Regions from separate parts of the Homo sapiens genome. Here region 2 is linked to region 1. A link is a loop called in an ENCODE intact Hi-C map of the cell type or tissue named here. Cell type or tissue: CD14-positive monocyte. All regions are shown on one strand. Each heading gives the region's core, and the rest is flanking DNA. Links, peaks and the distances in the headings are about the cores only.

Region 1 (2,910 bases), core at 298-2,797:
GAGGTCATTGGAGCCCAAGGCTTTCCTCACTGACCATCGGCAGCAATTGTCTTCCCAGCTTCCACTCCCAAGGGTTCACCTCCGCTCCCACAGAGGGTTCTGATCTTGGGATTCCTGCTTTGGACACACATTTTCTTCCATCTGAAAATAGGCCCTGATAGTCGGACAGGGGATATATTATTTGGAGAGAGATTTGGCAATTAACTTTGACAATTTTGTTTTTTTCCAGCTTCTGATGACAATTCCCTCACATCTGAGCCCCTCTGAGATGCTGCCCTTGCTTCTTATAACTCCCTGCCTAGGCATGATGTGCAGGCAGCCCTTCGCCCACCTTGCCCACACCCTCCCCGCCCAGGGTTCCTCACCATGCATCTCACTGCGATCTGGGATCCCTCCCACTCCTCCACCTCCATCCCACTGAATCAGCGTCGCCGATCAGGAGCTGAGACCTGAGAAGCTGTATAAGAAGCAGACCACTCCCGCGATTCTGCTGCCCACTGAACTGGAGAATCATTGAGTCGGCTGATCTCTAACCACCGACTCAGAGCCTGCGTTCTAGAATCGAAATGTTCCCAGGGAAGGCAGCCTCAAGGGAATCAACGGACAGCCTCCCACTTGTGCAGGGGTTTTAATAACCATTAGGTCTCAGTCTTCCTACCTCAGTGATTCTCTTCCTTGGCTGCATGTTGGAATCATGCCTGGGGTTTTTTAAAGTTACACATAATATGGTTCCCAGCAGAGATGAGACATACGGGCTTTCCCCACCCCGCTTCTCTAAGAAGCAAAAAATGGCCTTGGAATCCCAGGCAGTGGTACCACCGGAAGTGTAATGTTGACACCTGGTAAGGAAATCTCCCAACTAAGTCACCTGGAGGCACAGAGGGCAGCCATCTGAACAGAGTGGGGACTGGGGATCCCAGGACTTACTGTGGTAATTTCCTTTAGAAGAATCGCTTCAGTGTTGGAGAAAGGGGTGCTCTCAGACGCTTAGGCTCCAAGGCGGCCAAACAAATGCTGCAGACCCTGGGGTGGATCTCTGGGGAAGAGCGGGCAAGAGCGTGGAGGTCCTGGCTCCCTGTGCTGGTGAGGCTGGAACGGGGTCTGACACAGCATCCCACAGCCAGCTGGTGTCCCACGAGGAGGCTGTATAGGTGAACTTAGGAGTCCAAGTAGGGATTCCTTGGCCAGGATTAGCAAGAGGGAGGGGAAGGTGGTCTCTTCTTGAAGAGGCACAGCTGCCCTGCGAGGCTGCTAGGAGCAGCTGGAGGGTACAAGCTAAGGATGGGGCAGGACCAGTGACTGACAGTGACACCATGAGGCAGTGAGCGGTCACAGCAGAGGTAACCGTAACTGCTAATAATGATTTGGTGTTGTTTGCCCAGCATTGATCAATGTGCCTTACACTTATTAATTCACCCGATAACAGTTCTGTGAGGAAGTCATTATCACCCCCACTGTAGAGAGAAGGAAATGGAGGCATGAAGGCTACACAATTAGAGTGGCTGCCAGTCTGTGAACCCAGGCAGTCTGGCTCTGGAGCCCACACCCCTACCCAGGAGGCCTTGCTGCCTTCATGGCAATAGCCTTCATTTATTGAGCACTTACTATGTGCTGTCACAGCCTCTGTGCTCTTTCAGCCTTCACCGCAATCTTCTGAGGTGGGGCATACTTTTCTTCTCATTTCACAGATAAGGAAAGTGAGGCGCAGGAAAGAAAAATAGGCAACTGCTTACCATCCATTCTCTCCCCTCTGGGAGTGGAAGCCAGACTAATTCCACGGCAGCTCCTTTGTTTTTTTTTTTTTTTGGAGACAGAGTCTCGCTCTGTCGCCTAGGCTGGAGTGCAGTGGCACGATCTCGGCTCACTACAACCTCCACCTCCCAGGTTCAAGGGATTCTCCTGCCTCAGCCTCTCGAGTAGCTGGGATTACAGGTGCCTGCCACCACGCCCAGCTAAATTTTGTATTTTTAGTAGAGATGGGGGTCACCGTGTTGTCCAGGCTGGTCATGAACTCCTGACCTCAGGTGATCCACCCTGCTCAGCCTCCCAAAGTGCCGGGATTACAGGTGTGAGTCACTGTGCCCAACCAGCTCCTTCACTTTTTAGAACTCAATAAGCCTTTAGGGTTCTCAGAAAACTCAGGGTAGGTGGAAGCTTCAACAGGGGATTCTGGGCATCCTGCAATACAACGTTTGCCCTCTTGAGTGCAGAACTGGAAAAACAAAGATTATAGGACATTCTTTCTCCCTCTAAATTTGTGAAAGCAAATCATACCAATTATAGGGGCCTCATCCCAGATCCATTTAATCAGAATACATGAAGAGTGGGGCCAGGAAATCTGAATTAAATCAAAACCAAAAACAAACCACAGGTGATTCTGGTGCACAACTGGGGTTGAAAATCACTGCGTTATCTCACGGTCATATGCATGGCCCCAGTGAGCAGTCAGCACTGTTTCACCTTGCCCGCTGCCTAGACACAGCCTATTTATCAAGACAGGGGAACTGCAGTAGAGAAAGAGTAATCCATGCAGAGCCGGCCGTGTGGGAGACCGAAGCTGTATTATTACTCAAATCAGTCTCCCCGAGCATTCGGGGAGCAGAGTTTTTAAGGACAGCTTGGTGGGTGTGGAGAGCCAGTGAGCCGGGAGTGCTGATTGATCAGGGATGATATCACAGGGAGTCAGCTGTCTTCTTGCGCTGAGTCAGTTCCTGGGTCGGGGCCACAAGATCAGATGAGCCAGTTTATCCATCTGGGTGGTGCCAGCTGATCCATCAAGTGTGGAGTCTGCAAAATATCCCAAGCGCTGATCTTAGGAGCAGTGTAGGGAGGGTCAGAATCTTGTAGCCTCCAGCTGCATGGCTCCTAAACCATCATTTCTAATCTCTTGGCTAATTCGTTTGTCCTACA
Region 2 (2,910 bases), core at 244-2,743, 97 kb before region 1:
TTTAAAAACCAATTCTTACTCCACATGTACTTGAAATGCATTTCTCCATAAGGAAAATAGTGTCTAGATTCCTAAGATAGCCCACAAATGCCCATTTTACCTCTTACAACTCTGCTGAGCTGCAGTTCACATTACACTAGCCTGGGTTGCTGGGCAGGTAGCCAGGTTACCAAGCCTCCATTTCCTCTGCCCGCTTCTTAATTTTCCTATTAATATTCCTCAGGCTCTTCTCTTTGTAACAATCTCATCAGGGGTGGCACTACTGGACCATCGCGATGGCAACTACCAATTCACATTTTCAGCACTAATCTCTCATGTGCTTCAGACCCACAGATTCAACTACATGTTTGCAGACAGCTAACACTCAATAGGTTCATTTTCTCTTTCTTCCAAAAAATCTGCCCCACCACCCAGCCACCACCAATTCCCCCTACTCCTTTAATGAGTATGAGTTGCCTAAAAAGCCAAGCCAGGAATTTAGAAGTCACCTTCGAACTCTTCCTATCTCACACCTACATCCAACCGGCCACTCATCTTTTGACTACCCTTCTCAAATCCACCTCACCATGCCTATCTCCATCAGCTTTGCCTTGATTCAGGTCCTGAGCCCTCGTCTCCCTCATTCAAGTCTGTATGCAGCCAGATATGACCATTTCCCTCTCTACATAAAACTTCAGTAGCTTCCCGTTGTCTGTAGTAGCAATTCCCAAACTGGTAAAAGAGTACCTTCAAAGTAAGTTGTTGTTTTTTTTTTTTTTCAAAACAATTAAATTGAACTAGATTAAATAATATTAAGCAGGCCTCTCACTAGCAAAGTTTTGAAGTCTTACAACGCACAACATGATGTATTTCCCTGCCATGAGGAACTGGGGCGGAAGGGAGCCTCAACTGGGTTCCAAGGTCAAAGTCAAAACTGATTGCAAGACATGTAAGATCCTACAGACTCTGGCCCCGCCTAGTTGTCAACACCATCTGCCATTCATCAGTGGTTATCACTCGCCCCTTACAAACCTTACATGTCATTCATTTAGAACACAATCTGTAGTTCTTCAAAGAGCCCTACTGTTCCCTGACTCCACTTCTTTATATAGAATATTCCTTCTGCCAAGAATGCCCTTCTCTTAGTCTGGCTAAAGAGCTCCTACTTGCTCTTCCAGGACCAGCTCAAGCTACTAAGCTTTGATTGTCCCTTCCATCTCCTAGCAGAGGACTGCCCCCACCTTTCTCCCACCTCTGCAGGTATCAGAGCACTTTTCCAACAACGTTGAACTTATAGACTAAAAACCTTAAAGGCTGGGAACCAGGCAAGCATCCAGCAGTGCAGCTGAATAAAGGAGACAGGGCAAGACTGGGTGAAGGAGGGGTGGAATCCCTCTTCTTTTTGTGGGCAAAATTTGACAACAAAGTAATTTTGTCTTTGGCATGCTCCCGCATCTCATCCCTATTCCCCTTTCCCAGCTCTCCCAATATCCTGTGTTCCCAGGTCCCTTAGTGACCTCATGGAACTCTACACAACCTCCACCACAGCACTATGTTCTTCAGATCAACCCTTCCTCTTCCTCTTAATCAGGATCCTTCTGTTCAGAAGTTAACACATAAATTAGTGACAGCTTCTCATAGCTGTTAACCTAAGATGAATCACTAAGAAACAAAATTTTAAAAGAAGTATGGAGAGGATATGGGGAGTGGACACTCTATCGCACAGAAAGACTGGCCCAGAAGCATCTAGGAGTCTCTTCCTGACTGGGCCCCCCAGAAGTGTTTCCACCTCACTTCATCCACTCCTACAGATTAGCTGCAGTGAGTGCTACAGGTAGAGACAGAGCTGGGGCAGACACTACCATCCTACAGATCATCCATTCTTCTTGGGTTGAATACCTCTGTGTCTTTGTTTTAGTTTGAGACCACTTATGGTTAATTCTTCAGCAGACAGAAAGTTCTCACCAACATGTTCACCAATGAACTTAAAACAGTGTCTTCACTCTAGCCAAGCAGTTCCCTGAAATCTAACCCCAAACTACTGCTTGACTAGAAAAAGGTAAATTAAATCAGAAAACCAAGATGTTGTCAAGTATCCTAATTTTTCAGATAAATCTGTAAATATTAAATTAGCATTCTAGCAATAATCATTCTGGTTTATTGCCAATTTGATTTCATAAAAACTCATTTGTTAGAATGGTATTGCCTACCATGTGCCAACTAGTGGTCTAAATGCTGGAGGTTACAAGATTAAATTTCTAACCTTAAGGAACCACATCTAGTAGGCTAGACAAATAAGTAAGCAAACAAATATCAAACAAAATGGTGACCAATGGCACCAGGGAGAAAGAGAGAACCAAGAACAGAAAAGACTTCAAAAAAGAACTATCTCTTGATCTAAGACCAGAAGGATGTAAACTTGATCAAGCAAACAAGCAGTAAGAGGAAAAATGTTAGGGAGAAAATAGAGAGATGAAACCCAAGCAGGGGAACTGCCACATGCAGAGGTACTATAGTGAGAGATCCTAAAAAATGCCAGGAAAACAAGTTATTTAAACTGACTGGTGCACGGGGTGATAGCCTTTGAGGAATAATTACAAATGGAGGTTTAGAAGGATAGGACAGGATCAGATTATAAGGAAGGGTCTTGTTAGACATGATAAACAATACAGATTATCTTGTAGGTGATGGAGATTCTGAACTTTTGTCACCTGAAAGAGATCCTAGGCCAGGCCAAGGAGCCATATTCCTGAAGAATACAACGTGAATGGTATCCTCTGGACTTGTGCAATGCAACAGCACAGTGTTTACCTGCTGGACTGTGTATGTGTAAGAGAGAAGAACTCATTCATCGATGTCTCCCCAGCATCCAGCCCTGTGTTTGGCATGTACAGGAACTAAAACACTATTAAATAGTTAGAAGTACCAACA

Evidence for each region. Hi-C counts contacts between places; a loop is a spot of excess contacts. Peaks named below come from ENCODE experiments on the same cell type or tissue, not always from the same donor. Only the 100,000 strongest peaks of a DNase experiment are listed, where the experiment ranks them.
Region 2: it touches region 1 in a loop (3-fold over the local background); 88 of 110 quality-filtered maps call a loop at or near these places.

What each region holds. Positions count from the first base shown.
Region 1 is chr3:194,572,663-194,575,572 of GRCh38, forward strand. No RefSeq gene overlaps it. Among named protein-coding and RNA genes, the nearest start is that of TMEM44-AS1, 10 kb to the right of the region's middle. RefSeq lists enhancers at 1-701, 1,018-1,187. In CD14-positive monocyte, for the core only: a CTCF peak has its summit at 1,324; DNase peaks (open chromatin) are centred at 749, 1,299 and 2,659; H3K27ac peaks cover 568 bases; H3K27me3 peaks cover 553 bases.
Region 2 is chr3:194,476,023-194,478,932 of GRCh38, forward strand. All of the region lies in intron 2 of ATP13A3 (ATPase 13A3), which reads right to left. Among named protein-coding and RNA genes, the nearest start is that of ATP13A3, 9.5 kb to the right of the region's middle. In CD14-positive monocyte, for the core only: no CTCF peak of the experiment used is centred there; no DNase peak of the experiment used is centred there; H3K27ac peaks cover 222 bases.